Regions from separate parts of the Homo sapiens genome. Here region 2 is linked to region 1. Evidence: read pairs that join two places in POLR2A ChIA-PET (ENCODE). Cell type or tissue: PC-9. All regions are shown on one strand. Links, peaks and the distances in the headings refer to the core of each region. The heading gives the core; the rest is flanking DNA. Region 1 holds the start of RDH5 (retinol dehydrogenase 5). Region 2 overlaps ERBB3 (erb-b2 receptor tyrosine kinase 3).

Region 1 (5,370 bases), core at 1-5,000:
GTCCTGCCCACTCCCTCAGCCCCCACCAACCCCTTCCCCGCTCCAGCCCCCACACATTCCAGTGGGTGGGGGCACCGGATGTGGAATCTCCTGGCTGAGTAGAGCTCTGGGGTGGGAAGTGAAAAATTCAACAGCCAATAAAGGAGAACAATTATTGCAGGGGTTGGGGAGGGCAAAAAACACTGGCAGAAGGTTGGGGACACCAACCCCATGGTAGTAATGGTAACCACAGCCCATACCTTGATTGAAAAGAAAAACTAGTGCCTAAGGCAGAAGGGAGGGAGAGCATGTGTGTGTGTGTGTGTGTGTGTGTTTGTGTGTGTTCCTTGATCTGTGTGGGCAAAAGCGAAGGCTTGGGAGAGCAACTGAGAGCCGAGAAGAAACCCCTGGGATACCCTCTTTTGACCCAGGGTTCCTGGGGAGGGGGTTTGTACTCCCATCCTAACCCGGCTTCAGGGAGGGGCCCAATTTCCCTCTCCAACTTCTTGCATAGATCCCTAGGCTTCCAATCACTGCCAGATGTGTTCCTCCTGCTGGATTTTCCCAGTTTTTCCATGCCCCTTTTTCCCTCCCAGCTTTTTCCTCAGGGATATCACCCCAGGTTTTCCCTCCCTTCCCCCACTCAGCTGCAGGAACTCCTTTTTGGGGTTTGGAGCTGGTATGTTTCTAGTCAGCTCCGAGCTTGGCTCTCCTGGGAATCCTGGGAGTGAAAGGAAGGAGCTGGGTTTATTTGCATGTACTGGTAGTCATTTGCATCACATCCAAAAATGGCCAAAATTATGAGCCCTGATTCTTGGCTGAACTCCCACTGCTGCAATGGAATATTAGTCCCGGAGACCACCCCCAACTAGCTGGAGCTGATCTCCTCCCTCCTCCAACCCCCCAGTGTGGCCCAGGCCTACATGAACCAGAGAAAGCTGGACCATGAGGTGAAGACCCTACAGGTCCAGGCTGCCCAATTTGCCAAGCAGACAGGCCAGTGGATCGGAATGGTGGAGAACTTCAACCAGGCACTCAAGGTGGGCCATACTCCCTACCTCACCACCCCAATCCTGGGCCCCCATTGGCTGCCTCCAGTCAGGTTACCTCAGGTTTAGGTTAAGGAGGAAGTAGGGTGGTCCCAGAAACCCCATCTATAGCCCCAGTGTCAGAAAAGGTAGAGAAAGAAAGAAAAGCAGTTGGTGGGTCCAAGTAAAGCCTTTTCCAGGAGATGAATAAAACGTATTCCCCAGACTGGAAGCCATACTCTACCCATTCTGATTCCTGGGCTCCCACCTCCTCTCCCCCTTCCCAGGAAATTGGGGATGTGGAGAACTGGGCTCGGAGCATCGAGCTGGACATGCGCACCATTGCCACTGCACTGGAATATGTCTACAAAGGGCAGCTGCAGTCTGCCCCTTCCTAGCCCCTGTTCCCTCCCCCAACCCTATCCCTCCTACCTCACCCGCAGGGGGAAGGAGGGAGGCTGACAAGCCTTGAATAAAACACAAGCCTCCGTTTCTCTGTGGTGTGTTTCAGAGAGCTACTAGCTCCAGTGTCGGGGGTGGGAGTGGAAGGTTCAAAGGTGGTTTCCCTGAGGGACAGGTACCTTTTGGGGAGAGGGTGGAACTAGCTTCCTCTTACTATCCCAACTCTCTTCTCCTCCATGGCCCTTGTGCAGGTGTCTGTTAGGCAAGCAGAGGGTGGGAGTTCCCATCCCTCCTGAGAGAAGGTCCTAGTAGCCCTGCCCCAAGCTTCCTAATTCAGGACTTGTTTCCTACAGAAGAGAAACAAGGCAAGGTACAGGCCTGGTCCCCAGCTCTGGCTTTCTGCCTCTCCACGTGCTCATGGCCTCTCCCAGGCTAACTCTAAGCAGTGTCATGAGTCTGAGCCAGGTGGGAGATTAATTCCTGGGGGCACTTCAGGGCTGAGAAGGGGGAGGAATGACAGGTCCAGTAACCGTTACCAACAGAGCAGTGCAGCTGCCATCCTTGACAGCTCCCTCCTCCTTGGAGACCATGACATAGATGGTCAGGAACCCAGGCTGAGAAAGACAGCCAAGGGGTGGGGGGAGCCTAGGCAAATCTGGCCTCTGCCAAGTCCTGGCTTCAGCCAGGCAAGCTCCAGCCTCCCTGGCTCCTCCTCCTCCTCAGTCCTATCCCCACCCTGTCACACATACACTTAATACGCCTGGCATCCAAGTCCACCCACTCCGGACTTTGGCCTTAGCAGTAGTTAGTGTGGGAGGCTGGGAAGACTGGGAGCAGTCTCTTAAACAAAAGCAAAAGAATAAGCTTCGGGCGCTGTAGTACCTGCCAGCTTTCGCCACAGGAGGTAAGTGGATACTGGGAGCTGGGGGAACTGAGAAGACTAGCCAGATATTACATGTATTGCCAACTCAAAACTTTCAGCTTTTAACATGCTTCCTCACACATTATCCCCTTTGATCCTCCACAACTCTGAGGTGGACCTGGTGGGTCTTAGCCCCACTTGGTAGATGAGAAAATAGGTTGAGAGAGACAGTGAGATGCTCAGTATCACACAGCAAACCTCTTGGCCCTATACATCATTCCAAACACAAGACCCAGGTTGCATATAGAAGGTTCAGTGTCCCTGGTTTAGAAGGAGAGGTGGTGTGAGGCAAGCAAGAAGATGCCTCTGCTGCACTCCAGCCTGGGCGACAGAGTGAGACTCCATCTCAAAAAAAAAAAAAAAAAAAAAAAGATGCCTCTGCTCCATACAGCAGGTCTGTACACAGGATCTGGCTCATGTGGTTTTAGTTAAGTTAGCCACAAATACAGGGTCTGCCCACATCTTTGCTTTGAACAGATGAGCCATGGTTGGCCAATTATCTGCCAACCAGATAATTTCTCAATATGCTCACACCAGATGCTTCCAGCTAGGGAGGGTATTAGGGGAAAGGGCTTGAGGGCCACAGTAAACTGGACAAGTTTTTCTGCCCAGCCTAGGCTGCCACCTGTAGGTCACTTGGGCTCCAGCTATGTGGCTGCCTCTTCTGCTGGGTGCCTTACTCTGGGCAGTGCTGTGGTTGCTCAGGGACCGGCAGAGCCTGCCCGCCAGCAATGCCTTTGTCTTCATCACCGGCTGTGACTCAGGCTTTGGGCGCCTTCTGGCACTGCAGCTGGACCAGAGAGGCTTCCGAGTCCTGGCCAGCTGCCTGACCCCCTCCGGGGCCGAGGACCTGCAGCGGGTGGCCTCCTCCCGCCTCCACACCACCCTGTTGGATATCACTGATCCCCAGAGCGTCCAGCAGGCAGCCAAGTGGGTGGAGATGCACGTTAAGGAAGCAGGTAAGTATGGTAGACCACCAGGAATATGGTGTGGGGTGTCCTGATCCCCACAGTCACCCCAGGAGTCACCTGCAAGGGCTGTGGTAAGCTAAAGGGACAATTTGAGGAGAAGCAGTTTTCAGATGCTCCCAGGAAGAAGAGGGAGCTGTGGGAGTGCCTCACCTACCCCCAGCATCCTTTTCATCTCCCCACAGGGCTTTTTGGTCTGGTGAATAATGCTGGTGTGGCTGGTATCATCGGACCCACACCATGGCTGACCCGGGACGATTTCCAGCGGGTGCTGAATGTGAACACAATGGGTCCCATCGGGGTCACCCTTGCCCTGCTGCCTCTGCTGCAGCAAGCCCGGGGCCGGGTGATCAACATCACCAGCGTCCTGGGTCGCCTGGCAGCCAATGGTGGGGGCTACTGTGTCTCCAAATTTGGCCTGGAGGCCTTCTCTGACAGCCTGAGGTGAGGGGTACAGGGCTCTGGGTTCCAGGACTAACAGCAGCCCACTCAACAAACGTGGGCCAGCAGAGGTGGTTAAGATACAGCACATTGGAATAGTTAAGAAGAGACAGTTTAGGGCTAGACTTCATGGGTTCAATGAAGTCTACCCTTATGTAAGCTTTGTGACCATAAGTAGATTACTTCTCTTTACCCATTTTTAACGTGTTTGTTTTTTGTTTTTTGAGATGGAGTCTTGCTCTGTCGCCAGGCTGGAGTGCAGTGGCGCGATCTTGGCTCACCACAATTTCCACCCCCGGGGTTCAAGCGATTCTCCTGCCTCAGCCTCCCGAGTAGCTGGGACTACAGGCATGCGCCACCATGCCTGGCTTATTTTTGTATTTTTAGTAGAGACAGGGTTTCACTATGTTGGCCAGGTTGGTCTCAAACTCCTGACCTCGTGATCCGCCCACCTCAGCCTCCCAAAGTGCTGGGATTACAGGTGTGAGCCACCACGCCCGGCCTTGCCTCTCGTCTTTAAACAATAAGGTTCAAAGTTCCGTGGGAGCACAAAGGAGACATGATGAGGACAACGGGAGTAGGGCCTGAGTTTTTTTTTGTTTTTTTTTTTTTAAGCGTTTTGCTCTTGTTGCCTAGGCTGGAGTGCAATGGCGAGATCTCAGCTCACTGCAACCCCTGCCTCTCAGGTTCATGTGATTCTCCTGCCTCAGCCTCCCGATTAGCTGGGCTTACAGGCACGTGCCACCACTCCCAGCTAATTTTTTTGTATTTTTAGTAGAGATGGAGTTATACCATGTTGGCCAGGCTGGTTTTGAACTCCTGACCTCAGGTGATCCACCCGACCCGGCCTCCCAAAGTGCTGGGATTACAGGCATGAGCCACCACACACGGCCCAAGGCCTGAGTTCTTAGCAGGAGTATAAGGCGCCTAAGCTTAGTCTACCTTCTAAGGAAGCCTGCGTTTGTCACCATCACTCAGCAAATAACCTGAATGTCTCCTGTCTCTCAGCCTTAATTTTTCAGGCAGCATCATGGGACACATACTTTTAGTTTTGAGACAAGGCCTTGCTCTCACCCAGGGTGGAGTGCAGTGGTGCAGTCACGGCCCACTGAACTTCAAACTCCTAGGCTCAAGCAGCTCAAGCGATATCCGCCTCAGCCTCCTGAGTAGCTGAGACCACAGGCGCGTGCCAGCATGCCTGGCTAGTATTTTTTTACAGATGGGGTCTTGCTGTGGTGACCAGACTTGTCTCCAACTCCCGGCCTCAAGCGATGCTTCCGCCTGGGCCTCCCAAAGTGTTGGGATTATAGGTGTGAGCCACTGCATACTGGAACACATACTTTATACTTGAATTTTTTTTTATCCCCTTCCCTCCTGCTCCTTACCTATACTTGGATTTCTACATCTGTGCCAGGGCAGTGGGATGTATCCCCACTTTCCCCATCAGCTTACCCTCCAGCAAATACGAGACTATACCCTTCAATATCCAGCACTCAGGGCTCAACCATGTGTTTTGGGAGCAAGGGAATGGGGTTCCTCTAGGTCAGGAATCGGCAAACTCAGTACTCAAGCCAGATCTGGCCAGCTGCCTACAAGCTGATAATGGTTTTTTTTATTTTTAAATGGTTAC
Region 2 (5,370 bases), core at 143-5,142, 370 kb after region 1:
TGAGCCTGCGCAGACCACCCCCACTGAACCTCTCTTACATTTGCAGCCTGTGAGGGAACAGGCTCTGGGAGCCGCTTCCAGACTGTGGACTCGAGCAACATTGATGGATTTGTGAACTGCACCAAGATCCTGGGCAACCTGGACTTTCTGATCACCGGCCTCAATGGGTTAGAGATCCTGCCTTCCCTCCTTAGACCCCAGCCCACGCACCCCTCACAGTTCATTTCATTGGCCAAAACTTTCCTATGTGGAGCTGACTAGGAATCAAAGTCATAAAATTCTAGCCTGTTACAAAGGACCTGAAAGAATGCTTAACACATCCTCCATCCAGGCCTTCGGTCCCCTCAGGAACATCTTTGAGCAATTCAATATCGCCCTGCCAAGGAACAAGGGACAGGAACAACATATCCTCCTTCTTAAAGTTTTCTTTTTTATTCTTTTTTCTTTTTTGAGATAGGGTCTTGCTCTGTCACCTAGGCTGGAGTGCAGTGGCGTGATCTCGACTCACTGTAGCCTCGACCTCCTGGGCTCAAGTGATCCCAAGTAGCTGGGACTATAGGCACACACCATCATACTTGACTAATTTTTTTGTATTTTTTTGTAGAGACAGGGTCTTGCTATGTTGCCCAGGCTGATCTCGAACTCCTGTGCTCAAGCAATCCTCCCATCTTGGCCTCCCAAAGTGCTAGGGATCACAGCACCCAACCTCCTTCTTAAAGTTTTGTAAAAGTTCTTCCTTAGATTTGGATAAAAATCTGTCTCCAGGCTGGGCCCGGTGGCTCATGCCTATAATCCCAGCACTTTGGGAGGCCGAGGTGGGCGGATTACGAGGTCAGATCGAGACCATCCTGGCTAACATGGTGAAATGCCATCTCTACTAAAAACACAAAAATTAGCTGGGTGTGGTGGTGCACATGCCTGTAATCCCAGCTACTCAGGAGGCTGAGGCACGAGAATCACTTGAACCCAGGAGGCGGAAATTGCAGTGAACCGAGATTACACCACCGCACTCCAGCCTGGCGACAGAGCGAGACTCTTTCTCAAAAAAAAAAAAGAAAAGAAAAGAAAATTCTGTCTCCCCATGACTTTTAGCTGTTTTCACTCATTCTGCTCCTTGGAGCAAAAAGAACAAAGGGACTTTCTAGTCTATAGGACAGCATTTAAAATGTGTGTGTGTGTGTAAAAAAAACCCACTATGACCACCTGTTTTTTTTTTTCCTTTAATTTTTTATTTTGACATAATTTTAGATCTACACTAAAGTTGCAAGAATGGTATAAAATTCCCCATATACTTTTTTTTTTTTTTTAAGACAAAGTCTCACTCTGTTCCCCAGGCTAGAGTGCAGTGGTGCAATCTTGGCTCACTGCAACCTCCGCCTCCTCTGCCTCCCGGGTTCAAGCAATTCTCCTGCCTCAGTCTCCTGAGTAGCTGGAATTATAGGTGTGTGCCATCATGCCCGGCTAATTTTTGTATTTTTAGTAGAGACAGGGTTTCACCATGTAGGCCAGGCTGGTCTCGAACTCCTGACCTCAAGTGATCCACCCGCCCCAGCTTCCCAAAGTGTTGGGATTACAAGTGTGAGCCACCGCGTCTGGCCCCCCATACACTCTTTTACCCAGATCCTCCAAATGTTAACATACCACATATGGCCGGGCACAGTGGCTCATGCCTATAATCCCAGCACTTTGGGAGGCTGAGGCAGGTGGATCACTAGGTGTGGATCACGAGGTCAAGAGATTGAGACCATCCTGGCCAACATGGTGAAACCTCATCTCTACTAAAAATACAAAAATTAGCTGGGCGTGGTGGTGTGCGCCTGTAGTCCCAGTTACTCAGGAGGCTGAGGCAGGAGAATAGCTTGAACCTGGCAGGCAGAGGTTGCAGTGAGCCGAGATCGCGGCACTGCACTCCAGCCTGGTGAAAGAGCGAGACTCTGTCCCCCGCCAAAAAAAATACCACATACGCTTTATCACTTCTCTCTCTCTCTGTCTCTCTCTACACACACACACACACACACAAAACACATGCTATTGTTTTTCTGGACCACGTGAGGGTAAATTTTCACACATGGTTCTTTCTTACCCCTGTTATATTTCAGCGTATATTCCTTAAAAATAATATTTTCTTACATAACCACAGCATAGTTGTTTGAATCGGAAAATTAACATTAACACAAAATATTATCTAAGCTACAGACCTTATTCAGATTTCACTAATTGTCCTCCTAAGGTTTGGGATCATACATTACATTCAGTTATCGTGGCACTTCAATCTCCTTTATAACAGCTCCTCAGGTTTTGTTTATCTTTCATGATATTCTTGATGAGTATAGATTAGGTAATGGGCAGCATGTTCTTCAGTTTGGATTAGTTTGATGTGTCCTCATGATTAGATTCAAGTTTTTGTAGTTTTTTTTTGAGACAAGGTCTGGCTCTATTGCCCAGGCTGGAATACAGTGGCATGATCTCAGCTCACTGCAACCTCTGCCTCCCGTGCTCAAGCGAGCACCTCAGCCCCCTGAGTAGCTGGGATTACAGGTGCATGCCACCATGCTTGGCTAATTTTATATATATATATATATATATATATATATAAATAATATATATAAATATAAATATATATATATAAATAATATATATAAATATATATAAACATAAATATTATATACTATTTATATATTTATATATGTGTGTGTATATATATATATATTTTTTTTTTTTTTTGAGACGGAGTCTCGCTCTTGTTGCCCAGGCTGGAGTGCAGTGGCGTGATCTCAGCTCACGCAACCTCCACCTCTCAGGTTCAAGCCATTCTCTATAGAGACAGGGTTGCACCATGTTGTCCAGGATGGTCTCGAACTCATGAGCTCAAGTGATCCTCCTGTCTCAGCCTCCCAAAGTGCTGGGATTATAGGCATGCGCCGCTGCCAGGCTGGAGTTTGATAAGAACACCACAGAGGCTGTGAGCTCAGGGCATCCTATTGAGGATGTACGTGATGTTGATTTGTCCCAGCACTCACAATGATGTCTCTGGTCACTTAGTTAAGGTGATATCTGTCAGGTTTTTCTACTGTAAAGTTACTATTTTTCCATTCACAATTAATGAATGTCTTGGGATAATTGCCTGAATCAATTATTGTTATGATAGTTGCCAAATGATAATTTTCTAATTCCATTATTCCTTCTGCATTTGTTTGTTGGCATTCTACTGTTAGGAAGAGTCTTTCCAGCTGAGCACAGTGGCTTATGCCTGTAATCTCAGCCCTTTGGGAGCCAGTGGGAAAATTGCTTGGGCCCAGGAGTTCAAGGTTACAGTGAGCTATGATGGCACTACTGCTCTCCAGCCAGTGCACTCACTCTGCACAACAGAGTGAGACCCTGTCTCTTAAAAAAAAAAAAAAAAAAAGGCCAGGTGCAGTGGCTCATGCCTGTAATTCCAGCACTTTGGGAGGCCGAGGCGGGCGGATCACAAGGTCAGGAGTTCAAGACCAGCCTGGCCAGCATGGTGAAACCCTGTCTCTACTAAAAATACAAAAAATTAGCCAGGCATGGTGGTGTGCTCCTGTATTCCCAGCTACTTAGGAAGCTGAGGCAGGAGAATCACTTGAACCCAGGAGGTGGAGGTTGCAGTGAGCTGAGATTGCTGCCACTGTACTCCAGCCTGGGCGATAGAGCAAGACTCTGTCTCAAAAAAAAAAAAAAAAAAAAAAAAAAAAAAAGGTCTTCCTTTCCTATTTACTCTTATGGATACTTATTTTATTCTAGTCAATGGTTATAATCCTTTACAATCATTATTTATTTTAGCCAGCCCCTCCAAGTTGGCTCCTGTGTTCTTTGGGCTGTACCCTTAATTCTTTGAGTCTTGTCTTGTTTGCACAAGATGCTCTGGGCTTATATTATATTTCCCCCATCCCAGCCATTTCTCCAAGGAATGTTTCCTTTTAGTGGAGAATGATATTTAGAAACCAAATGCTGAGGCTGGGTGTGCTCATTGCCATTGAGTTATACCTTTACCTTATTGACTGGTTTCTACTGTTCTATTCAGAGACCCCTGGCACAAGATCCCTGCCCTGGACCCAGAGAAGCTCAATGTCTTCCGGACAGTACGGGAGATCACAGGTGAGTGGCAGAGAGTTTGCCCTTTCTAGAAGAATAGGTGAACCACTGGCATAAATTGCGGTATAACTACTTGAGAAAATCACGTCCCAAGTTATAGGGGAGGAGCCAGGAGAACCCAAGAAAGAAGAAGGCTCCCTGCCCATATGCCTCTCTCCAACCCCTCAGGTTACCTGAACATCCAGTCCTGGCCGCCCCACATGCACAACTTCAGTGTTTTTTCCAATTTGACAACCATTGGAGGCAGAAGCCTCTACAAGTGAGTAAAGGGTATGGAGGAAATGGCATCTTCAGGCAATGAAGCCTGTGTCATAGGCATTCTTTAGTAAAATACAAGGCACTGTCTCATACAGCAGTGCCTCAAAACCAAAGGGTTTCAGAGTTTCACGAGGAAAAGGCAAAAGGAGGGGGATTCCCTCTCAGTGGATCTGACTAGCACTGAGCAAATTTCTTGACTAACATGAATCCTTTGAATAGTTAATGTTCCCTTAGTAGTCTCTCCTCTCATCCTGTCTCCTTATTCTCAGCCGGGGCTTCTCATTGTTGATCATGAAGAACTTGAATGTCACATCTCTGGGCTTCCGATCCCTGAAGGAAATTAGTGCTGGGCGTATCTATATAAGTGCCAATAGGCAGCTCTGCTACCACCACTCTTTGAACTGGACCAAGGTGCTTCGGGGGCCTACGGAAGAGCGACTAGACATCAAGCATAATCGGCCGCGCAGAGACTGCGGTGAGGGAAAGGGTCTGCTAGGTGGTGAGAATAGGGAGTCAGGGAGGAGAGGGCTGAAAGGACTATTCTGCCCTAGACGTGGGAGTAGGGTTGAGGGATGGAACCAAGGAGAAGGGGGCTGTTAGGCTGGAAGCAGTAACGAGGAAGAATAATGAAGAGAGGGCTTGCTGGGAGTCCTCAGACTCCTCTCCTAACCCACCCCTTCCTTTCCAGTGGCAGAGGGCAAAGTGTGTGACCCACTGTGCTCCTCTGGGGGATGCTGGGGCCCAGGCCCTGGTCAGTGCTTGTCCTGTCGAAATTATAGCCGAGGAGGTGTCTGTGTGACCCACTGCAACTTTCTGAATGGGTACAGTAAGGGGAGCCAGTCAAGGATGGGTGGGGGTGGGGCCCTGCAATGGAACTGTTCAGGTGGCATACAATAAAAGTCTTTAGACAGCTTTCTGCATGTGCCTTGGTGGGATTGAGGTAGGAGACCTGTGGTTGTGAGATCGGAGCATGAAGGTCAGGACTTGGAAGTGACC

The links. Peaks named below come from ENCODE experiments on the same cell type or tissue, not always from the same donor. Only the 100,000 strongest peaks of a DNase experiment are listed, where the experiment ranks them.
Region 2: POLR2A ChIA-PET joins it to region 1 with 17 read pairs; 12 of 35 experiments call an interaction of 5 or more read pairs at or near these places.

What each region holds. Positions count from the first base shown.
Region 1 is chr12:55,718,205-55,723,574 of GRCh38, forward strand. BLOC1S1 (biogenesis of lysosomal organelles complex 1 subunit 1) reads left to right here. Exons shown (of 4, transcript NM_001487.4): 3 at 887-1,019; 4 at 1,295-1,499. The coding sequence ends at 1,405. It overlaps RDH5 (retinol dehydrogenase 5), which reads left to right and starts at 2,189. Exons shown (of 5, transcript NM_002905.5): 1 at 2,189-2,313; 2 at 2,949-3,290; 3 at 3,485-3,743. The coding sequence starts at 2,981. BLOC1S1-RDH5 (BLOC1S1-RDH5 readthrough) reads left to right here. Exons shown (of 6, transcript NR_037658.1): 3 at 887-1,019; 4 at 3,485-3,743. It also overlaps a transcript of CD63 not described here. RefSeq lists enhancers at 1-56, 2,624-3,252. In PC-9, for the core only: CTCF peaks have their summits at 2,902 and 3,102; a DNase peak (open chromatin) is centred at 3,067.
Region 2 is chr12:56,088,702-56,094,071 of GRCh38, forward strand. It overlaps ERBB3 (erb-b2 receptor tyrosine kinase 3), which reads left to right. Exons shown (of 28, transcript NM_001982.4): 9 at 47-167; 10 at 4,046-4,119; 11 at 4,285-4,375; 12 at 4,644-4,849; 13 at 5,063-5,195. Among named protein-coding and RNA genes, the nearest start is that of ERBB3, 11 kb to the left of the region's middle. In PC-9, for the core only: no CTCF peak of the experiment used is centred there; no DNase peak of the experiment used is centred there.